2 separate regions of the Homo sapiens genome follow, and region 2 is linked to region 1. A link is a loop called in an ENCODE intact Hi-C map of the cell type or tissue named here. Cell type or tissue: PC-9. All regions are shown on one strand. Each heading gives the region's core, and the rest is flanking DNA. Links, peaks and the distances in the headings are about the cores only. Region 1 has its middle 34 kb from the start of ZFHX3-AS3. Region 2 overlaps ZFHX3 (zinc finger homeobox 3).

The links. Hi-C counts contacts between places; a loop is a spot of excess contacts. Peaks named below come from ENCODE experiments on the same cell type or tissue, not always from the same donor. Only the 100,000 strongest peaks of a DNase experiment are listed, where the experiment ranks them.
Region 2: a loop joins it to region 1, with 13 times the contacts of the local background. A loop is called at or near these places in 7 of 110 quality-filtered maps.

Annotation. Positions count from the first base shown.
Region 1 is chr16:73,192,113-73,204,460 of GRCh38, reverse strand. It overlaps a transcript of ZFHX3 not described here. Among named protein-coding and RNA genes, the nearest start is that of ZFHX3-AS3, 34 kb to the left of the region's middle. RefSeq lists an enhancer at 7,295-7,796. In PC-9, for the core only: a CTCF peak has its summit at 7,496 (motif pointing right); no DNase peak of the experiment used is centred there.
Region 2 is chr16:73,031,899-73,044,246 of GRCh38, reverse strand. All of the region lies in intron 1 of ZFHX3 (zinc finger homeobox 3), which reads left to right. Among named protein-coding and RNA genes, the nearest start is that of ZFHX3, 10 kb to the left of the region's middle. RefSeq lists enhancers at 3,523-4,035, 7,089-7,941, 7,942-8,796, 11,033-11,202, 11,138-11,700. In PC-9, for the core only: no CTCF peak of the experiment used is centred there; DNase peaks (open chromatin) are centred at 6,796 and 7,476; H3K4me3 peaks cover 1,186 bases; H3K27ac peaks cover 3,161 bases.

The DNA.
Region 1 (12,348 bases), core at 2,991-10,990:
GCACTTGCGAGGGATCTAGGTTGGGCACTTCTTGTGAGAATCTAATGCCTGATGATCTGTCACTGTCTCCCATTACCCGCTAGTTGCAGGAAAACAAGCTCAGAGCTCCCATTGAACCTACATTTTGGTGAGTTGTATAATTATTTCATTATATATTATAATGAATATAATAATAATAGAAATAATAATTTCTATAATAATAATAGAAATAAAGTGCACAGTAAATGTAATGCGCTTGATTCATCCCCAAACCATTCCCCCTACCCCCGACCCATAGTCCGTGGAAAAACTGTCTTTCATGAAACCAGTCCCTGATGCCAAAAAAGTTGGGGACCACTGCAGTGGAGAAAACCACCTCAATTGTCTTTCTTTCCTGTCTAAAAACCAACTGTTTATTTACTAAAAAAAAAATCTTGAAATTCGGAGAGGAATCTTTTCCATTCAAGTTGTAAAATCATAGGTTAACAGAGTTCAAAGTAATTTTGGCTTAACATACTCAAGTGCAGGCAGACAGCAATTGATGAAGCTCTCTGCTAATTCTTAGAACAATTCCAGCTTTCATATACCAGTCTGAAACTCACCAGACCCAACTCTCTCCCCTGAGGTATAGATGGACAATTGTCACTGGCTCAAATGGGAGTCATGCCCAGGTACCACTGAGCATTTGTAAATTAGTGATTTGATACACATAAGTCTCTTAGTACAGCCTATATACTGCAGTAAGTGCTCAGTAAGTGTTAGCTAGTATTATTACTATGAGCATTCACCTATCCCCAGCCCACCCAGCTCAGGTTAGATGGACCAGCTTTTTAAATATCCAAAGCTAGGAAGAGTCTCCTGTCCAGCTCAGAATTTGTTTGAATGGTTTTCACATGTTTTCTGGCCTAATGGTACCAAATAATTTTCCATAAATGTTTATGGAACAGAAACAAATATGCACCCACTAGGAACAAGGCATCATTAGGGATATAAAGATGGAGATTGAATTCTGACCTCAGAGAGCTTACGCTCTATTGAAAGAGAGAAGCAGGGCCTATCCATAATGCAAGTCAAATTGTGGGAATTTTAAAAAATAATGTCTGTATGTAAAGTACAAGAGGACTGGATGGGCCATGGAACTTTCTAGAGGAAGTGACATGAAAGCAGGGCCTTGAAGGATTAAGTCATCCTTCCTTCCTTCCAGCCATTTATCTCTCCACCCACCCTTCCTACTGAGTGCCTGGCAGTAAGCAAAAGGAATGCAAAGTCAGTTGATGCATAGTCTCGACCCTCAAGGCCATTCCAGGCATATGGAAGAGATACACGTGTGGGTCAGTGACTCCTGGACGACGGAGTAGATGCTGATAAAATAGGCACCAAGAGGCTGTGTGAGCATGGGGGAGGGTCTCCTAAATTAAAAGGAGAGATCAGGGAAGGCTTCCAGGAGGAGGTGATGCTTCAGCTAAATTTAGAAGACTAGGCTGGGAAGATCAAGAAGAGGGTAGAAGATAGGAACGAAAAAGAAAAAAAAAAGTTATGTCAAGGCGTGGAGGCAAAAAAAAAAAAAAAAAAAAGAAAGAAAGAAAGATGAAGCCTTGTGGCACCCCAGGTAGTTCAGAGTGTGCAGGAGGGCTGGGGATAAAAGCACAGTAAGGTGGGTGGGATGGTCATGACTTTGATGGGGGTGGAGGAGAGCAAAGGAGGTGGTCGTTCCAGAGAGAAGGACCTGCAAAATCAAAGGCAAAGAGATGTGAAAAGTGCATCACATGAAAGAAGGCCAACGAGCAGTGGAGTGTGGCTGGAGCAGAGGGTAGCAGAGAGGTGAGCCTGGAAAGCTAGACTGGGGCCGAAGTCCATCTTCCTGCTGTGGAATTCCTGTCTGGTTCCCTCAGCACCATCTGGTTGGCCCAGTCTCAGCATTACAGTGTAGTCATTTCGACTCCAGCAGCCCGAACATCTTCCCCTGCCATAGCGATGGTTTTACAACTTTGATTTTGATTCTGGGCCAAACTGGCCATATGGCTGGGCTGCCTTAGTACAGAAACTCTTTGAGCTATTCACCCTGGGTGAGGTTCATATTTTCTTCTCAGGCTTCATATTTCTCTTCCATGTGGCTTTTGATTGGTATTCTATTTTGGCCAACAGTTAATTTCAGAAAGAGATGGTTAGGAAATAACTAAGAGATGGGTGATTCAAAATGAACACATTCTTTTAATGGTGTTCATTCTAGAGAGTTTCAAGGGCTCAGAAATATTGAGTCTAGCCCAGGTTTTGGCCACATTTATGAATTCTAACAAGGGCAGTACTCTTACACATCACCCAGGGACAAAGAATGGGTGGTTGGCTACACAGACTTATAGTGAATAATATTGAGCTGAGATCTTTACATTTAAATGCCTTTTTTAAGAAAATGATTGTGAGTCACAGTTAAAAAAAAATGTTCTTCCCACTGATTTATGTTCTTGGTGTTTTCTGGGAATTTTGTCAATCTTCAGAGAAGTCTGATCATTTGTGGATTGTGTTAAATTCCTGAGAAACACTACCACGCCGTAAGTGGCTTTCATTCATCAATATGTAGGAAGCATGAAGGACAGGCAGCAATTCTTTCTAATAAGTTTAGTCCAGTAAATGCCTACTGTGCTTCTAGCTCTTTGTTTGGTATTGCAGATGCTAAGAAAATACAGTGACTATTCTTAAGGAGATTTCATGTAATTCAGCATTACCTGAACCAAAACGAAACAAAAATAGTGAATCTTCATCTTCATTATTATTTTTAAGGATTTTTCAGCTTCTCTCTTCTTGCTCTAGTAGAGCGTTTCTCATACCAAAGCAGTTGCACAGCCAAGTCTAAGATGCTTTTGCAGCATTTTCCTCTCACATGGACAACAAAATTGTTGAAGCCCTTTTAATTTAGTGAACCTGCCTAAGCATTCCAAATTTATTTCAGAATAAGTTTGAAACATGCAGATTGTTCACAGATAAAATTGTCCTAATTAATCAAGCCTCTTTGGGTTGAAACTAACTGTAACCAGATTCACATTAGCTTAAGTAAAAATGGCAGTGTTTTAATTCATAGACTAAAATGCATGGGGTTGGCTGCTTTAGGCTTAGCTGGATTCAACAGCTCAAACAGTAATATCTGACTCCCCTACTCTCCCCACACCTACTTTGGTTCTGTTTTCCTCTGTGTTTGCCTCATTTCCAGGTGGGCTATTGGCATGTGGTAGCCCCTGGCAGCCCAAACTCACATCCACCAGCATAAATACCCCAAGGGGACAGAGCCCCCCCATTGCCAATGGTTTCAGCAAAAGATCTTGCTTTGGCTCTCACTGTCTCAGCTCATGTCCATCACTGTAGACAAGGTGGTGTAGTGTCCAGCTGGCCTGGCTTGGATCAACCTAGAGCCAGGGAGTAGGGTCTGCCCTGCCCAAACCAAATGAACTGAGAGCAGGGAAAGGTGCTTCCCCATAAAAGAAATTTAGAGTGCACATTTCAAAAGAAAGGGAAGCAATACAGAGCAAGCAAGCACCATGTTCATTACAATTATCTCAGTACGTCCCAAGGCATTGGAAAATTGGGTGGTTTACATCAGGTGAAGGATGAATAATCATGAGCGTAACAGGTAATACATAATTAAAAAGTAAAGTATGTCATCAAAAAATTGGCTTTTAAAAAATATTCAAATGCTAAATAGCTCCTTTGATAGGATTATTTTCCCTGATTTCAACAAATTAACTATAATTGGTCCAGATGCTTTCTAAATTCACTTTAAGCTTAAAAAAAAAGTCTGTGATTTGTGAATTGGTTAGGTTCATTGTTTTGGAAGCATCCAGAAATGGTTTTCAGGTCATAGAGTTAGGTAAGCTACATGATACTGTGTAAACAGTCTGACATTTATCGGTTTTTTCAGACTATGGCTTCCTCACAGGGCCAATCTAAAATACACTTCTTCAAGGGATCTTTTATTTAATATCATTTTGTAGTGGAAGCATCAAGAGAATTCAATCCTATCTTTGGTTGAAAAGATATCATTTTTCATATGATTATTCGATAATATTAAATTTTCCTTCAAATGTATAAATCACATTCTCACCATAATTCTAAATATATAAAATAAAAATTCATGAAGGGGTTTTATGGCTGAAACAAAAAATATTTCCTAGTAATATATAGCAAAATAGCTGAGTAATTTTTTTAATTATAAACTTTTGAAGGCCAAATAATGAAGTCTGGATAGGAGACTTTAGAAATTCCACCAATTTAATACGATTTACTACTATTAATCAGAATTATACCTTTCTGCATAAGATATTCATTTTTTAGTTTTTATTCTTCTTCATAACACTGGTATGTTTTACTCAAAAACTCTCCAGAAGACACTTATTTTCTTCTATGTTTTTTCATCATGCTGACATTTTCCTTTACTTCCATTTCTTTTTTCCATGTGGAACCTTGATTACAACAAAGGCAAACACATATTTTACAAATTGACTAGTGTGGTGATTAATTTTTTAAAAGATCATAATAAATCCAATGTTACCAGCTTTCAGGTTACTTCATAGGCTTTCTTTTTTTTCACTAAGAACTGCCAATCTATAAAACTCTGTATTTCATTCTGGAAATAAAAGTTGCATAGACTTCAGTAGCATAACAAGAATGTGACAACATCCATTTTGGAGTTGGCCTCGTTCACCCTCTCACTGTAGCACCTGGAGGACTGTGATGTTACTTTCCATCCACCATGGCCTCCCAAAGGAGCCTGTGTTAGCAAGGAGACTCACCAATTTTTCATCATTCCAGAAAAGAATGTCTCTCTCTAGTGGACTCAGTGATCTTACCTTGAGGTGTTAAGAATCGCTAAGGGCTGTAAGGACTTGTGTAAATTACAGCCATGCAGAGAGGCGTTGAAAAATCAATAAGTAATGAAATAGTACTGGAGTGAAGTAGCCAAGAGAGCAATGGGTGGGAAACTCCCAAGGACGCAGTTTCATTTTGTCAAAAGGTAAAAGAAGATGTTCTGATGCATTCCTATAAAACCGGCTTCCTTGGAAACAAGAGGCTTTGGGCATAGATGGCAGCAGAGTCACTTTCATGGGCCATGGACTTGGTGCTACCGTTTCATTTTAGACAACCATGCATTTTATCCCACTAAAGCAATAAATATGGCAATTTCTTTGTCACCTTAGGTGTCTACCTGTCAGCAGGTTTTCTGTACTCTGGATACCTAAGTGTACCCCGTTACGCCCCATTCTACGAGGGACCAGCCACGTTGTCTACACAAACCGTCTTCTTCCTTTCTGATCATACGTTAGCAATCTTCTCCAGAATTTGATGGTATAGTTGAACCTGGACATCAGTTTCCAAAGTTTCCCCCCAATTCACAGATGACTCTAGAAATATACACCTGGAAGGTAAAACTCTCTGGTCTCAGCCTAATAGTCAAAGAGCTTTGTTTTGAACGGGACGTTCACAAAGTCGAGAGTCCCCGAGCTCACATTTGAATCTGTTTATTTCTTTTTCTTTTTCATTTAAAATGACATCCAATGTCATTGTTTTTGATGTTGATGGTTTGCTTTGAGAAGGCAGAACTGATTTTTTATAAAAAGGAGAGTCTGAAGTATTTGAATATAACAAGTAGGTTGGGGGAAAGAATCCAGTGCCGTTGGCTTTGCCTGGGAGAACTTGCTTCCCTCCTGCATCTGAGTGAAAGTCCCCTTTTGTTTCTGCCCTTCCCAATGATGACAGAAGCCCTTCGCTTCCAACATGTCCCTCTGGCATATTAAGGAAGTTTCTGTAGCGAGGATGAGCCACCAACTGAATCTGGAGGTCTAGATATAGGAAAAGGAAACCACAAAGATGTCACCCAAGAACTCATCTAAATGATGGGATTACATTTGCCTTTTGTGCCTCTTTGTTTTACATGCAGTTTCTGGCCTTTGTTTCTCGATAATCAACGAAAGCTAGAGAAGAACCCCAAGCTCTCACTTGAGTCTTAGAAATTCTACCGATTTATTTTGATTTATTACTATTAATCAGAATTATACCTTTCTGCATAAAATAAGCATTTTTTAGTTTATTTTCTTCTTCATAACACTGGTATGTCCAGCAATGGGGTTAAACTTCAAAAAAAAAAAAAAAAAGATACCAGCATGGAAGAGAATAAAGTAACCAATGGTATTCATGCAGTTAAAAGACTTACAGTCTTTGTGATAACGGTGACATGATTCTTCAAACACCAAATAAGGGGCTGGGCATGGTGGCTCACACCTGTAATCTTAACACTTTGGGAGCCTGAGGCGGGCGGATCACTAGGTCAGAAGATGGAGACCATCCTGGCTAACACAGTGAAACCCCACCTCTACTAAAAATACAAAAAATTAGCCGGTCATGGCAGCACGCGCCTGTAGTCCCAGCTACTCAGGAGGCTGAGGCAGGAGAATCACTTGAACCTGGGAGGCAGAGGTTGCAGTGAGCCGAGATCGTGCCACTGCACTCCAGCCTTGGCGACAGAGCAATACTCCATCTCAAAAAAAAAAAAAAAAAAAAAAAAAAAAAAACCACCAAATCAGATACTCTACTTATCTTCTTTTTCTTTACCGACACCCAAGTACATTTGGAACACTGACAAGAAGCATCTTTTATACCTGAAATAAAACAGGGTAATAACCATAAACTGAAAAGCACTGGGATTTGAACCAACGGCCAGCCCATTCCCAGCCCACTTAGTCTATGTCAAGTAAGGTTTGTGATAATGAATGAATGAGTTGTAATCATTGTTTTTTACCCTCAGGCTGTGTCTGCCTATAGTATGTAACATTAGAAATGAAGACATCTATCATGTTTAGTAGAAATACACATGATCAAATCCCAAAAAGAAAATACTTTTCTCTGAAATATCCAGATAAGTCATGGGGAAGTGGTTTAGGTGGTTTGAATTATCCGCTTAGTTGACTTTCCTCACCTCCTTGCATGAGCATATACAATCCAATTGCTTTATGTTTACTCATCATTTGCTACAATGTCTGGAGCAGGGTACTGAGATGAAAAATACAACAGACAACAGACATGGTACTTGGACCAATCACCATATCCACCTTGCTAGCTTGTCCTCTACTTCATGTGCTCATAGTAAATCCTTCCTAGTCACGCTCTCATGCCGTGGATATAGCAATACCCACCTCCTCCAACAATTCATCCATTGATGCCATTATCCATTGTTTATGACATTGTAACCACAGTAATGAATTGATATATCTTGATCTTTGAAATGCTTAGACAGGAGGCCACACATTATAAGAAAACAACAGTGTCAAGACTCAGTTCTATTCAGCAGGGGTTAGAAGTGGATATTGTGCAGAAAAATGCATTAAAGTTGAAGGGGGGGATTGTTTAACATGATGGTTTTAAAGACATAAACAATTATGGTGGGCAATAACTCCTTCCATCAGAAGATGGTAAAGACGCCCTACTTAGGCCAGGGTTGCTGGTGGTGTTCCAAGTCGTGCTACCAACAGGAAACACTAGGGGTCACCATGTCAATACCAGTGTCCCAGCTCCATGGCCCTCCAGAACGCCTACCATCAAGAGTCCTGGGCTCCCTGCTCATCCAAGGAATGCCACTTAGTGCCTTTCATGTGGCATGGGACCATTTGCAGTTATTTCAAGCATGGCTGAAATAGTGAGGTAGAGTCCTCTCAAAACCTCCTTCTGGTGAATGGTATTTTTTAAGTGCCACCTACACGTATGGGTCTATTATTTGGGCTAGATGTCATTATAAGGAGTGGACAGACCAGTCATTCAAATATGGCACATTTTCATTCCATAGCTACATGGGATTCCAACTCAGATGTTCTGCTAAAGCCAGATTCTCTCAAACCAGGAGAACACTTTTTTTTTTTTTCTGGCCAGGATGGACACTACTGTTGAGTGTTAAGCACAAAATTAATGTTTCCCTTGTCCTTTGTTTCTCAACTCTATGTTTTCAAGCCCCAGTTCAGAATTATTTTTCAGAGAAGAAATGTAAGCAGTTGTCTATGATCTACAAATATGGCGTCACTAGGCTGTATCGAAGTCCGTAGCCATCAGGATGGGAAATTGCTAACCCAAGTCCACAGGGAGCTCCCAAGCTCACTGTGATATGATTTCTGCGCACTCCTATTGCAGTCTTGAGGAAAATCTGGCCCTCCCCACCACCCCAAGGAGGAAGCTCTAGATATCCCATTCGGGGTAGAGCTTCTGAAGCTTGGGATTAATTAAAGCAGTTGAAGACCTGTGAAGAGCAATTAAACTGCACCAACCCCCACCCATCCCCCCTCCAAAAAAAAAAAAAAACTATTTCAAGAGAAACAGATGGCACTTGATAATAATGGTAAGATCACAGCCTAGATAAAGTACACTTCTAAGTCAAAATTAATTTTACAGCTTCTGGTGTTTTACACATTCTCTTTGTTTCTGTTTCATTAACTTACTGAGTACCTAATATGTACACGGCATGTGTGTTAGGCAATGAGGGAGATACAAAGATATACACGTATAAAGATGGTAACTAGTGGTTGCTACATTATCTTTCCTCTCTGCACCATTGGTGTAACTGCCTGACCCAAATCCATCTCTTCTGCAACCACCGCTTCTCTCCCACCTGTTCAGTCAGGCCCCTCACTCTCTCTAGCACTTCCTGCCGTTCCTGATTCCCCTTCACCAACCTTTACCTGTCCTATTTTTTTTGCTTTCTAGCCACTTAAATTGGATATAATAGTAAAGACACAGGCCAGGCGTGGTGGCTCACGCCTGTAATCCCAGCACTTTGAAAGGCCAAGGCAGATGGATCACAAGGTCAGGAATTCAGGACCAGCCTGGCCAATATGGTGAAACCCCGTCTCTACTAAAAATACAAAAACTAGCTGGGTGTGGTGGTGCATGCCTGTAGTCCCAGCTGCTCGGGAGGCTGAGGCAGAAGAATCACTTGAACCCAGGTGGCGGAGGTTGTAGTGAGCCCAGATCACACCACTGCAGTCCAGCCTGGGTGACAGAGCAAGACTCCATCTCAAAAAAAAAAAAAAAAAAAAAAATAGTAAAGACACAACCATATTTTGTAGTATTTCTGTATCTTCTCTGTACTTAATTTTCCAAACAGGTATTTGTTTCCCTAAGAAAAGAAAATGCAGATATTTGATTTTTTCGGAAAAAATCAGTTTTTCCTGTGGGTTATCAGCCCTTAATAGAAAAAACAAAGGGTCCTCCCCTTCTCCCTTTTCCAAACCATATTCATGGTTTGGTGAGAAAGTGATTTAAGAAATTTCCATGTGGCAAATTAATTTTGCAAAGCCAATGGTATAGAAGTAGAGAAATAAATCAAGAACATGCAAAAGGTGGTATTTGTTAAGTAGGTATTTGGAGAGACTTGAAATATGCTTCTGTCTAACCTGAAAATGAAACTCTTGTGGGTCTAACCCTTAATTCCTACCAAATTATAATGAGGTCATCCAGGTAGAATCCTAGCGAAGGGTATGTTTGCTATTATTTGTTTTTTGATTCAGGTTCTTGCAAACCCTAGCCTATAAACACCATACTTAAGAGAGTTCTTCATAAAACTTAAAATAAGGAAACTTCCACTATTAACTGAGAGGTTCATGACTTTGACCTTCCATTTCTCCAGAATTAGGAATTCTTAACAAAGTGACTCTTGGCTATTCACAATTGCCATGGAAATAGAGGCAAAGAGAAAGTTTCTCCAGGATTCTCTCAGAGCAGTGTGAATTGGGTGTGGACAAAAATTGCAATGACATGCATCAAAGGCATACCACTCAAGAAAAAGATTTATGAAGCCTAGCTTGGGTTCAATTATATCATACATTTTCTTTCTTTTTTGGACCTCTAGTTGACGTAACCATAATATAATTTTATTATACCAGATACTTTTCCTTACTATATCCAAAACTGTACTTGGATGATCCTGGTGACCTAGCAAGTAAGAAGGCAATAAGGTTGGATGCAGTGGCTCATGCCTGTAATCCCAGCACTTTGGGAGGCCAAGGTGGGAGGATCACTTGAGCCCAGGAGTTTGAGACCAGCCTGGATAACATGGTGAAACCCCATCTGTACTGAAAATACAAAAATTAGCTGGGGGTGGTGGTGCACGCCTATAGTGCCAGCTACTCTGGAGGCTGTGGTGGGAGGATTGCTTGAGCCTGGGAGGTCGAGGCTGCAGTGAGCCATGATCGCACCACTGCACTCCAGCCTGGGTGACAAAATGAGACCCTGTCTCAAAATAAATAAACAAAATAAAGGAAGGCAATAAAATAAAATAAAAAAGAAGTTCCTAAACCGGGGTCTATGAACCCCAGCAATTCCATGGATGGGTTGGAACACCCTGAAGATATATGTGAAGTTTAGGGGCATATGTTAACTCTTCAGCAGAGAAAGTTCATAACATTTGTCATACAAGCCGTGGCCCTCAGAAGCTTAAGAACCCACTGGACTAGAGGGTCCTAGCGAGGTCTTTCAGAAACGAATCAGGCTTCATCACTGCATGGACCACAAACATTTGACTCATGACGATTATACTGTCACTACATCTTGAGTGTATACCATGTGCCAGGGCATGGTTTAAGCATGTGGTGCATACTTACACAATCCTTATCAGATGGGAATTCCTATTATCCCCACTGTACAGCTGAGGATGCTGAAACACAGAGAGGCAGGCGGCTTCCCAAGGACATAGGAGGGAAAGTGGCAGAGTTAGAATATGACCAGGGTCTGGCCCCATAGTCTGTGGGGTTTAACAAACTGCTTCACCACTATGCAGTACTGCCTCTTGACTAAAGGCTCCTCCCAGACAGGGGTTGTCCCCTTTCAAAACAAACCAGAACTGAGGGTCTAAGGAACTGTGAACCCTACAAAGTGAGTCAGATAATATATACCTTAACTTGCTTCACTCCAGTCCTTACCCCCAGGATACTGGAAATTCAGGGGGATCCCAGCAAACTGTCAACATGTTCCTTGGTGCCAGGGAAAATGCCAGGGGCAGCAGCAGAGCTGGTTGAGCATCGACCTTCAGGACTCTTCACACCTGACATTTGACTAGCACTTTCTGTTGGCAGTTCACCGCCCCCATCTCTCCTTTCCTCAGTTGCTCCCCAACTCCCCTGCAAAGCAGACAGGGTGGAGATTATGTTACAGGCTAGAAAACTGAGGCCCAGAGAGGTGGTGCCTTCCTGAGTGAGGGTCACAAGACTAGGTTATAGCAGAGCTGTGAATAGGACCCACATCTTCAGGCCCCCAGTAACAATTCTCTTTCCACTGCTCTTTGCTGTCTCATCCACCAATATCACTTGGCACTGAAGAACAGGGTACCCCGAAAAGCAGGAATTCCACGTGCATCCACCTTTCCTGCAGAGGGCACATTTTTGTTTGTGAGCCTGTAGGAGGCATCACCCTGAACCCACGCAAAGCACTTTCCTTCCATTATTTCATTTAATCCTCAAAACAACCCAATGAGGTGGCTATTATTCCTCCAGTTTCACAGACAGGGAAACTGAGGCTTAGCAGCATAGTTAGGAAGTTGCAGACTTTAGACCCACTTGTGTCCAGCTCCCCACCATTTGCTCTTCCCTGTTGGGCCAGTCGATCGCCCAAGGAGACAAGAAAAAGGAGAGGGAAGGAAATGAATGACCCCATTTGTGCGATGAGCAATGCCTTCCACCTTCTCTGAGGACGGACAAATGGAAATCTGCTTAAAGCACCAGCGCATGAGGTTAAAATTAACGAGGACAATTACGAGCGATTAGTCACTGGAGTGGTGCTCCACGGGCTTCTTCAAAAACAGGATCAGCCCTCACTCACTTGGACCTAGCACAGAGGAGCCATCCAAGAAGTCTTTTTCTAGGCCTGTGATTCTGTGATTAACTCTTTTAAAGGAGCCAGACAGCTCAGACGCATTAGAAACAAAGACTCCATTTCTCAGGAGCTGTCGAGTCCAGCGGATCCTGAGTAACTTTCTTTGGCACCCGGTGATCATGAAATTAACACCAGGGCCGCTGGCACCGGATCACTCTCCTCTGTTGTGTCCCGGGGAGGGGAGAAGTCACTCAACCTTTTTTGTCCAGAAATCCCAGGAAGCCAGGGCGGCGGGTGGTTTGGGTTTCAGCACCTCTCAATGCCTCATTTCAAACAGTCACTCTTCCTAAATTTTCATTCATTCCAAGGTCCTAAGAGAAGCATCCTGAACAGACGCAGAGGGGCAGGGAGGGCTTTGCAACGGCGGTGGGATAGGGTGTTTGGGGAGGAGATCAGTGGACATCTGATCCCAGGGGCTGAGACTTCCAGAGCTGGAGGGAAGGTAGCAAGTGAGGCTCATGTGCTAGTGCCAGG
Region 2 (12,348 bases), core at 2,750-10,749, 160 kb after region 1:
TATCCAAATGCTCTGGTATGAGAATTTGGTGGTAATGGTTATTATTAGAAATCACAGCACAGCTCAGAACCACCGTCCTCTGCCTGAGTTAAAAAACTATGGTCAGGGGAAATGGGAACCCAGTTTTAATAGAATCTAGGCAAGGGAATTCCTTGGCAGGAGCTAGTTTAAATCATAAAGGGCGCCTGTTCTGTCCAAAGCACAGTGTCCTGTGTCCTCAGGCCACTCAGATTGAGAAAGGAGCACACAGAAGCTACGGTTGTGTCAAACCGCCCCGAGGGAGAGACCCAGGCAGAAATCTTGGCTCATTGGCAAGCCACTTTGAAAATCCAGATTAAAGAGAAGCACTACAAAATCAACAACTGTCAGAGGGCTTTTCTCTATGATTTAAAGTTGACTGCCAGATTGATCTCTTTGAACATGTGCAAAGTGGCAATCAGATGTTGGAGGGCTTCTTTGGGCTAATATGGTAAATGACTTTGATATGGACAGAAACTGAGGACAGAGGTGCAGAGCAAGGCTTAGTGCCGATTGACAGCAGCACTGAGCTGAAGCTTCAGAAGTAGGGAAACGACTGGAATGTTTCTGGTTTTCATTCTTTGGGCCAGGGGACAGGTGGGTGAGGACAAGGCCGTGGTCTAGGCAGTGATGGGGGTGTCTCTAGAGAGTTATTTGCCCAAGGAAAGTACTTTGGCTTTTAACATTTAAAGGGGATTTTTTCTTTCTTTGACGTTTCTGCCTTTCAGCCTTCATTCATGGAGTTTCTTGCTTTTACAAGAATAAGGGCTCAAATAAAAACAGGGAGGGAGACATAGAAAGTTTGCGAGATGGCAAATTCAGCCCCATTTTGAAGCAAGACTTCTGTTTTGTTGGTTTTAACTCCAGCCCGGGCCTCTTAGCAAAATGCCTGGGCTTCATCTGCCTTTTGGGTGACCCCCTCTCCCTGTCCATCAGAGGGTCACCACAGCAGTCTCAACATGAGGATTACTGTGTGGGGGGTTTGATGTGTACCTTTCCAGAGGGGCCTTAGCTGGCTTGCTGTGTCCTGGAGGTCTTAGGTGGTTCTGCTGTGTGTTCTTTGAGCTTTGGTATTAACACATGTGCTGCCTCTGAGATTTGTCCATCCTTTTCCCTCCCTGGAGTCAGGTCTAAAGCTTCCAGTGAGGCGGGCAAAACATCTGCCGCACTCCCACCCCTACTCCTGGCTGCTGGTGGTTTGGGATGAAGCCACTGAAACTCCCTTGCAAGGCCACACCTTGAGAAGATGGGCCGGTGCTGGGATGCCTCTCACTTTCTATTCTGCTTGGTTTCTGGGAGGAAGCTAATGACATAAGGGGCCTAAAGGCTTTCTTAACTGGTGACCTGGAGTTTAATTGTAAGTGGGTCTTTCGGGGCAGCAGTTAGGAATGTATGGATCACCTTCAGTCATCTGCAGGGAGACTTGGACTGGAAGTGGGAGAACTGGCTCCACTGGACTCTGAAAAAGGCTGTGGAGTTTTCATCTGCTGCTGATTTCATCCACTGTCCCAAAAGTTATCTTGGCCACAAACCTTTGATCTGGGAGTGAGACCCCTCGCCCGATGCTTCTAGGGCAGGAGTCAGTGACTGCCTATACCCGCTGTTCTGTGTAGATGGGAGAGGGTGTTAGTTATTGAGTAGGGCTGAGTACTTGGGGTGATTTGGGGTGGTTAGGCATGATTGGGGCTTACACACTGGAGGGGTCATGTGTAGGCTTCTTGATGGGGTTCTTTCAGGAAGGAGGAGGCAAAAGAACAGTTTTGCTTGTTTCTTGGTTGTTCCTGACTCCATCCAGGAGTGTGACTGGAGAAAAATTCTTCTGAGTGTATCGGTTAGGCTGGCTTTTGGATAGATGGTCCCCGGTGCCCATTTCTATCATAGGCTCTGCATTTCAGTAGGAAGATTCTAGTTCAGAGGCGACTGCCTCTGTCTTCTCATTTGAATCTCCTTAGTGGAGAGGCAGGAGGCAGATTAGCCGAGTGCAGAAAGACCAAGGGGCTTAATCTGATAGTTGATCTCAGCCCTGCATCCCCTGAAAAAGTCATATAAGTGCCTGTTCAAATATGGAAGTCTGTCTCCCTTCAGTATGCAAACATCGCTTTTCAGAAGCATTTAAACTCCTGAAAGTCTATAAAAACCACATATGTGTAGACATGAACTGAGCTGCTCCCCATGCTTCCAGTCTCCTGAGTGGCCTATTTCTGATGACTTCTCCCTTCCCAACATCTTTGTCCCGTGGAAGTTGCTGAAGAACACATGGGTGCCTTTCTTCTCCATCTCCCAACTTCTCTTTTTTCTTTTTTTAAACAATTGTTCTTAACTACTCAAGAAGCAATGCAAGCCTCTTCCACCATTTAAGGCCCTGCTTCCTAAAATGCTCTTTGGCTCAAGGCCTTGGTTCTTAATGTACATTTGGCCTTGACTGGAGGAATGGTTTCTGCTTCCCTTTTAACAGCTCCGCTTTTTTTTGTGGAGTATCTGCATCAGCGTTAAAGTGTCAGGTCAACTTTTGGACACTTTAGAAGAGGCTCATGGATTTCAGTGTGTGCGGCAGGAGGTTGGTGTCACTACTCAAGCGACTGCTTTTAAATGCCATCTCTGTTCTGATGGAATCTTGAATAGTGTCCCCTTATGTTATTTGATAACGTAATTGAGATGGGCATTGATGAAGACTTTCAGTCTGTGTAACTGACTATATGAATGTGTGTTACCTGGGCCCCTGTTGGTTTGTTTTTCATAAGATAGTATTTTGCCCACTTAAAAAATGTTGTTCAAGTAAAGAATGGCAGAAATGACGGTAGTAGGGTCACCTCAGCCCTGCACACCCTTTTTTAACGGAGGCAGTCGAAGCTGGTTTTTCCTTCAACAGATAGGAAATCCAGAGGTATATTTGGGGAAAGCAGAGAACTTTTACACCTTGTGGGAAAGGACTGTCAATATATTTTGCCCTTGCTGGTGAAACTATAAAAATTGTCCAGACAGTGGAAAAATTGGGTGACAGAGGAAATCCTGGTGCGGACTCCCAGATGTGTAACTGGAGGGAGGTGTGGTCTTCCTCATTGTTTGTTTGAAGGTAGGAAATAATTACAGAATAAAACAGGGCAGGGTCTGGCTGAGGACCAGAGCACTGCTTGTGAATCCCCTTCAAATGGGGACTCAACAGTGAATGGGAGAAGCAAAGGTGAATCAAAAAAGCCCACTCTTTGGAAAGGTGGCCTCTGCTCTTTCCTCTGCTATGGGCCTTACACCCTCTGCTGAGGCCATCAGTGTTACACCCTCTGGTGAGGCCTGAGCTGTGTGACTTTGGACCAGTAATTTAACCTCTTTGGGCCTCACTTCTTTCGTCTGTAAAATGGGCCTAATGCATACCTTACATTTGTAGTGGGAAGTAAATGAAATAGGAATCAGGGCTTCATACCACTTCACATACTGAAAAGCTTCTCCGGATATTGGCTGCCATCTCCACGCCCTTTTCATTTCTTTCTTTGCTACTGATGGCCTCTGCTACCTTTCGTTTCTTACCACCTTGGAAGAAATAAACTAAAAGGTCCAGCAATTCTCTTCTTCCCCATGGGGTGGAAATAGAGCCAACTCCTTTTGACATCTTTGCAACCGTGTTCAGAAGTGAAAGAGTCTGAAATAGTTACAGTGTCCCCCATCCACCCCAGCCCTCCCCTTCTGTCCCCCTCCCCAGGCTGGCAGGCGGCCCTCCAAGTGAGCAGCCTACTCAATGACCCACCTAGAGAGGCCTTCCCCGGCTGGCTTGTGTATGCTAATAGGCCTGACTTGTCCTGGCTTGTTTGTAGTGATTTGTGGAGGCATTTATATGCAAATACTATCAACTTGCAGAGTTAATTATCATGTGCCTCCCCTCTACCCCCTCCTGCTCGGCCTCCCAGCCTGGCTGGGCTGTTCTCATTCAGCACCACGCTCTTCCTGTCTTGGCCTCGCCTGTCCCTTGCCCTGTCCCCTTCCTATACCTGCAGGCCCCATCACAGCTCCTTTGCTGCTCCGTTGCCTGTCACAGGCACCCAGGCCTAGCCTGTGTGGTCAGGCATGGTGAACTGGGCATGCCAGTGACTCCCCCAGTTCAGACTCTCTGTTAGAGGCCTACTCTTGCTTGTGGGGGAGCCTGCCTTATGTTGCTTTGAGTTTTAAGCCCCATGTTTACCTACTAGCTTGAAAAACAGAGCTGCCCAGACATAATCAACCCTTGACACTCAACCCAGTCTGGCGACAAAGCGATTATAGTTTTTAAATTATTAGTAGTATTTTCATTTCCTCACATTGCTTATACCGCTCAAACTTATGACCAGTTCCGAGCTCTGGAGAGAAGCCATTTTGCAAAGGGATGTCCCCTCCTGCTCCTGGATATCTGAGTATTAAAAATTTGCTTGGGTTGTGCATGGTGGCTCATGCCTGTAATCCCAGCACTTTGGTAGGCCTAGGCAGGATTGCCTGACCTCAGGAGTTTGAGATCAGCTTGGGCAACGTGGTGAAACTCCATCTCTACTAAAAATAAAAAAATAAAAAAAGAGATACTTGGGTGGATCTCAGGCCTGGTCACTTCCTGGTTGTGTGTTGGCACTGTTGATGTTTGGGGATAATTGTTTTTGGGGGGAGTGGGCCACCTTGTGCATTGTAGGACATTTAGTATCCCTGGCATCTCCCCACTAGATGCCAGTAGCACCTTCTTCCCTTGATGTGACAATCAAAAATGTCTGCAGGAATTGCCCACTGTCCCTTGGGGAGGCAAAATCGCCTCCAGTTAAGAACACCTGAAATAGAGGTTACATTTGCTTCTCCTGGTCTAAAACAATGGCAGGTTCCCGGCCACTCCCCCCATTTAGACACCTTCACTGCAGCCTGGGAGTTGAGCAGCCTCTGCGTATGTGATTCCACCTGATACCAGATGATGCTGTTTGCTCAATTTTACACTGGTCTTTTTGGCATTTAAAAATGAAGAATCTGGGCTGGGTGTGGTGGCTCAAGCCTGTAATCTCAGCACTTTGGGAGGCAGAGGCAGGCGGATTGCTTGAGCTCAGGGGCTTGAGACCTGCCTGGGCAACATAGGGAGACCCTGTCTCTACAAACTTTTTTTTTTTTTTTTTAATTAGCTAGGCTCGGTGGCATGTGCCTGTAGTCCCAGCCACTCAAGAGGCTGAGGCAGGAGGATCTCTTGAGCCCAGAGGTTTGAGCCCAGGGGTTCGAGGCCAGCCTTAGCAACATGGCAAGACCTTGTCTCTACAAAAAAAATACAAAAATTAGCCGGGCGTGGTGGTGCACGCCTGTATTCCTAGCTACTCGGGAGGCTGAGGTGGGTGGATTGCTTGAGCCCAGGAAGTAGAGGCTGCATTGAGCCGTGATTGTGCCACTGCACTCCAGCCTGGGTGACAGAGTGACATCCCGACTCAATAATAATAATAATAATAATAATAATAGTAATAAAAAGGAAGAGTCTTTCCTTTTAGAGCATGGTAATGTGCTAGCACTTGAGGTGGTAACATTTGCACCTCTCTAGTGCTGTCCAATAGAGAGAGAGAGAGAGAGAGTACAAGCTTATATGTAATTGTACATTTCCTAGTAGTCATTCATAAAAAGTAAAAAGAAACAGGTGGAATTAACTTTAAAACAGATATTTTCAGCAACCCACGATTTCACCATGATGTTCTGGTCTCAACGCTCAGAACCAGCCCCATGTCCAGTGCTCAGAAGCCGCGTGCAGTTGTGGCCGTCATATTGGATGGCTTAGTTCTCAGATGATTCTGGGCCTTTGCAGCCATGACGTCAGGTCGTTTTCTACTGTTACTGAGTCAGGGAGGAAGTTTTTTTCTTCTGTTTATTCTCTGAAAGGTAAGGCCTTCCTTGGCTGCACAGCTGCAGCTGAGAAGCGGATTCTGAAGGGGCAGGGTCTCTAATCTCTAGGGAAGCTCCCCCAGCCTCCACAGTGGGGAAGCCCTCTAGACAGGATTTTGGGCTGAGCCTGGATAGTTGGGGGGGTGGGGGAGTCAATATCCCGAGGGCCCCGTGGACTCTCGCACCACACAGACTAATGCTTCAGGTTAATTTTGTGTACAAGGTCCCTTTTGTTGGACAAGGGGATGAAAGTCCACAGCTGTGACTGGAAAGAGGGGAAGGACCCTCTGGGATGACCTTGTTTTGGAAAGTCTAAATGGAATACTAATGGCCGAGATCTAAGAAGGGTGATGTATGTGTGTGTTTGACTGGGCTTAAAGATAAGGTGAAGAGTATTTTAAAAGTTGGTGTGCAGCTTCCCAGATAACCGTATGCCTGGGGCCAGTTACGATTTATGGCAAGCTGGTAGTCATGGCTGTGTGTTGGTCTCACTTTATCTTTTGAATCCTGGCTCTATAGCTTAACCGGTGGTGCTCTGTTTGTTTATTTTATCTTTTTTGGGTGGGTGGGGGACATGGGGGTCAGCCAGGTTTTACAGTGAAGCATAGCAGCATTTTATAACACACGAAGGGCTGTTCATATTTCTGCTCCTGGGTGCCCTGGGCTGTGTCACTTTTTACTGTCCCTAATGATAGCACATGCCAGGGTGTTGCATTCTAGAGTTTCCAGGAGCCTGAAGTGCAGGCCCCCATCTTGTACAGTGCCACAAGCTTGCCAGAGCTGTGAGCCGGGGAGGAGGTGTGGAGGCCTTAATATAGCTCCAAGCCCCAGGTTTCTTTCATCTCTGAGGTCAGCTTTTTCCTGTTGCCTCTTGACTTATTGAAACTGTCGCCGGGCTGGCCAGCACACCCAGCAGACTTTCCTAGTAAACAGAACAGCCCTGGGTGGCAGGTTCTTCGCTTTTTCTAGACGACAGATGAGCAGTGGGATCTTATGTCACTCAGTGGGACATTTCATATCTCCTCTGAGTCATTCCCTAAAAACCGCTTTTCTTAGAACTTAAAGAGATGCAGAATTTTACAGTAACCATGAAATTTCATGGATGCATTTGAATAGCAACCGGATATTTGAATACCTCCTTACCCCAGTATTCCTAAGGAAGAACTTTACACTGAAAAATACTCCCAAACTTTGTGTTTGGAAAACGTATGTTCTTGAGCTAGTTTGGACTCCGCTTTTAATAGTCGGGTTGTGATATACGGGTGTATCTTAAATCTGGGGTTCTCTTGTATTTGTACTTTGACAAGGTATAGTTGATGGGAGGGTGGGGTGAGGGTCTTTTATTTGCGCAGCAGTAAGGATGAAATGGGCAGTTCTTCTGATTTTTGGATGTTGTCTACAAAAATAACTTCTCTCACAATAAATTGGCATAGGAAGTTTGCGGGTGTGTTTTTTTGGAGGGTGAGAGATGTGGTCTGACTTCCCTCAGACTCTTCGCTTCACCTCTTGAGTAGGCCACGGCCATCTGCTTTAACAATTTTATTTTTTTTCATTTTAAATCCTCAAAGACAAAGGGACCTGGAAGTTCAGACCTGTCCTGCCACATTCCTGAGTAATTTGGTTTTGATTAACCCAAGGAGAAAAGTTGGTTTCTCCTAGCGACCGACCGAGGGGATCAAAGCGCCGGGAGGGGCAGTTCCCCTGATACACCCAGTCCCCCTCCTCCCTCTCTCCTGCCGGCCCCTCTCCCCTCCTCTTCCTCTACCCTCTACCTCCACCTCCCTCCTCCTCCCTGCGCCTTTTCAACCTCCCCCTCTTTAGAAGCTGAGCAGGAGTTATTTCCACTTTCTGACTCTCACAGAAGTGGAAGCGTATCATAGAGCTTTGGGTGGACAGACCAGGGAGAAATACATCCCCCCACCCATCCCTTTCTTCCTAAACTCCTTTTCCCCCCACAAAGCGGCAGAGCGCATTCCTGTGCTAATCCGGCTGCTGGAGGAATGCAAATGGCTGTAATTGTGTGCCTCTGGACCGGCCTTCCGCATCTGTGCAGCTTTTCTTCTTTGAGGAGGTGGCTAAAAAGTTCATTTACATAGAGAAATGAGACTGGCCTTGTGATCCCTAGTGGCAGAATAGGGACTTTCTAATAGGAAAGGGGCCACATCTGTGCTGCCTGCACCTTCCTCCCGCAGCCCTCCCCAGTTGTAGAGAGAGAGAGAGACAGAGAGAGAGAGAGTCTGTCTATGCGCGCGCACGCGTGTGCTGTGTGGTATGTGTGTATGGGGTGGGGGAGAAGGTGGACACCAGGCCCCTGCTGGGCATATTTTACAGAAGGGCAGTTAAAAGGGAGAAGTCTTCTCTTGATAGTAAGAAATCAGGCTGGAGTAGGAGACGGCTTACTTTTGGACAAGCCTCGTGGGTAGTCCTGGTATTAAACCACAGTAAATGACTTATTTTTATTTTGTTTTTGAGACAGGGTCTCACTCTGTCTCCCAGGCTGGAATCCAGTGGCACAATCTCAGCTCACTGTGCCTTCCTCCTCCTGGGTTCAAGTAGTCCTCCTGCCTCAGCCTCCCGAGTAGCTGGGACTACCAGCGTGGGCTGGTTTTCCACCATGCCCGGCTAATTTTTGTTTTGTTTTGTATTTTTAGTAGAGACGGGGTTTTGCCATGTTGGCCAGGCTAGTCTCGAACTCCTGAGCTCAAGTGATCCACCTGCCTCGGCCTCCCAAAGTGCTAGGATTACAGGTGTGAGCCACAATGCCTGGCCTATTATTATTTTTTAAAAGCACGCTGTGGGTCCCAGAAGTGATTTATTTTTTCTTAGTTTATACTTGAGTTTGGCAGTGAGTTGTTGGATACTAAGATTGTTCAGCCCATTTAAAAGTATCATTTGGGAGCCAGTACATTGTAGCTTTAGGGAGATGTTCAAGACAGACAAGAGAAGTCTGTCTCAGTCATATCCGAGAACACTTAGAATCCCGCCTGAATCTGAAGTTGAAAGACAGGCAGAGGTTCTGAAACAGGACCATCCAGTAGAAATACAGTGTAAGCCACGTAGGTAATTTTAGATTTTCTATTAGTCACATTAAACAATGAGAAACAGGTGGAATGAATTTTCATAATACATTTAGCCCAGTATATCCAAAAGGTTATCATTTCCACAGGTAATCAATATTAATAAAACTATTAATGAGATATTTTACATCCCTTTTTTTTGTACCAAATCTTTGGAGTCCTGTATTTTTATACCTTCAGCACATCTCTATCGAGACAAGCCACATGTCACAGGCTCGGTAGTGACAAGGGTCGGTGGCTACCTAGTGGATGGTGCAGCTCTGGAATAAAAGATTGCTGCCCTGTGCTCTTCTGAGACATTCTGTTGATGGAGCCAAGTCAGCCATCACCCCTGTGACCAGCTGCTTGCATTTACTGGGGAATGGGTGCAGGCTCAGTCTGCACACAGCGGGTTTGGTCAGAAATGCCTGGCTCCCCCGACATGCTCATGAGATTGTTAGGAGATAGAACTGTGACATTGGGGTGCCAGTGTTCTGTAAACTGCTTCCTGGCGTACAGGTGGGGGTGCTCACCTGACTGTGAAAACCTTCCCAGAGGCAGAAGACCAGCAGTGGCAGCAAGGCACGGGCCACCTCCTCAGGGGACAGCCCCACTCTCATTCATTCCTGTGAGTGCTAGTGTGTTTGTTACAACAGACTTACTGCTTCATGTATATTACTGAAATCACAGACAGGGCTGCAGGGAGCCTCTAGAAATGCTCGTTTCACCCTCTCCGTGGTGGGTTGCTAGTTTGGGGCAGGAGGAAGGCATGAATCTAGAACCTTCTACCTGTAGGTAATTGGTGTGGTTTTTCTGACTTCACAGTCATTTCTAGCACCACACACACAGGCTTCCGGTTTGGCTAGTCCAGGGACTGTGTGGTGCATTGCTTGGAGGGGACTTTCTCTTAGAGGCTCTAGTGCCCCCCAAGATGAGAGTTGTAGGAGCTGCCACTGTTGGGAGGGTCACCGATTCCAGCAAGAAACTTCCCCTCGCCTTCTTCTCTTAGTGTTTATTTGGATTTCTGCTTTCTTGCCTTATCTTGATGCCGCGGAATGGAAACCTTCCCTAGTCGAGGACCAGTGGGCGTCTCCCATTGGAGGAGGAGAAATGGAGGGACAGAGGGTGACATGGAAAACTCAGAAACAACCTTGTCCATGAGAATCAGGGGTGTAATGGAGGCAAGCAGTCCCATCCTAGACTTTTTTTTTTTTTTAAGTTCGTTACAGTTTTTCTTGTTCACCCAGAAGTGACTTCTTTTCAAAACTAAATGATTTCAGCCTTGGTACCATTACAGCTCTTCTCAGTGAAATAGCAAGGAGAACTGTCTGCTGGCTTCTAGCAGAAAGCGCCACTGTGAAATGTACCCTAGAGAAGATGCTGCTTTCAGATGCTTTCAGAGCGGCCGGGAAGTCCTGGAGTCTTCTCACTGTTGACCTTAGCGTTCCTTGGTCAATACATGTGACAACAACAATTTTCCTTTGCCATTGCTGTTCCCAGAGCACCCAGCCAGCCTCCTACGATTTGAGGCTCTCCTCTAGGATGCCAGTGGGATTTGTGCCCCTGGTAAGCTGAGAAGCGGGTGTGGATTTGGGTTTGGAGGGAGGGAGGTATCGAATTCCTTTAACAGGCTGGCCTCCTGGCAGGCAGGAAAAAAACTGTGAAAGTGTGAGGTGGAAGGGGCCCCGGCGCTGGCCTCTGCTGGGGACAGAGCATCGCAGCTGTCTGACCCCGGGTGAAAAGTTCAAATCTGCATTTAAAAGGAGTGCCAGTCCCCCCCCACCCCCCGCCTGCCCCCTTTCCCCCCAGTCAAGTTGAAACTGTTCACGTTTTAGAGGATATGATCAGGCCCTGTGCTGGGACACCAGGCAGCCCCGCTTCACTTCTGTCAAGACCCAGTGCTGGGGGGCGGCGGGGGAGCTGCTCAGCTAAGACGCAGTTCTTGAATAACAATAGTAGTTGAGGACGAACCCTCGGAGGCGCCTGGAAGGGAGGGGAAGTTTCTCCCTCAGTCAGACACTGGGCATTTAACCCCTTTTTCTCCAGGTGCTTTGCAAGGCCGTTCCTCTTCTGTCCTCCTCTCCAGGTCATTGGTGGGTTATGTGGGGGTGCTGGCAGGGCTCCAGGGTACTGGGGGTAGGGGGTAAGGAGGTGTCTGGCAGCTGAGGTCACCTGTCCATGGAGGGTGGTGGAGCTCAGGCCTGGAAGGGCTGCTCCCCTGTCGCGTGGGGTCAAGGAGGGCCCAGGCTTGGGGAGAAACTTGAGTGGGTTGGGATGAGAGCCTGGCTTCTGTTTTCCATGCATCTACCTTCTTCCTTCCCCATCCTGCTCCTGCTGCCTGGCACCCAGTGGGGTCTGGCCGCAGCCCTGCCTGAAACCCCCTCCACTGGGGCTCTGATTTGTTTACTGGAGCATTAGGTGAATGTAAACAGTTCAACCTCTCCGGTTTTATATGCTTAAAGGGTCTGAGTGTGAATACAAATGGGTATTAGGCCCCTGTGGTTCCAATGACTGTCCTCCATCCGCTCTCGTTGCTAACTAGCAGGTCTTTAACCTGCTGGGGGGAGGAGGAGGAAAAGAAAGTCCTTTGCAAGCGTGTGGACTCTGGGATGTCTCTACTTTTTTTTTTTCCTGTTCTTTTTTTAAATGCTGAGCTTTAAAAAGTGATGTTGGGAGGCCCCCATCTGTAGGACTGAAAGTTGAAGAGCACTGAAGAGGAAAGCTGCCCGCTCTGGGGAAGGCTAGTTATTTTGGTCTCTTTTTGGGGACGAAGAGAAGTTTTCTAGGTTCCTGTTACTTTGTCGCATGCGCTCGTGAAGTCTGACTATGGCGTTGAGAAATCCTTTAGCACTGGGCAGGTGGTCGAGTATACCTCTGGTTTTTTTGTTCTTTCTGAATCTTCTTTTTAAAAGGGTAGTTAGGAATGGATGCCTTGTATGACTGTGGTCACTAGGAAAGGGTCTTTAGCCAGGTTTTTGTTTTTGTTTTTTTGTTTTGCTTTTGTTTGTGTTTTTTGAGACAGGGTCTTGTTCAGTCGCCCAGGCTGGAGTGTAGTGATACAATCATGGTTCACTACAACCTCCATCTCCTGGGCTCAAGCGATCCTCCCACCTCAGTCCCGCAACCCGAGTAGCTCGGACTGTAGGCATGCATCACCACGTCTGGCTAATTTTTTAATTTTTTGTAGAGACAGGATCTCCCTGTCTCCTCGGCATCCCAAAGTGCTGCAATTACAGGCGTGAGCCACTGCGCCCAGCCTATTTGGCCAGTTTTAACACATCTTCTTATTTTCTCCCTACTAGAGTAGGACACATTTTTTTTTTCTTTAGGGGCTCTCAGGAGCTCATAAAGTTTTGAGGCAATGCCAGGCCACTTACTCTTATAAGGTTCTAGAATGTGCATTCTATTGGGGTGCTGC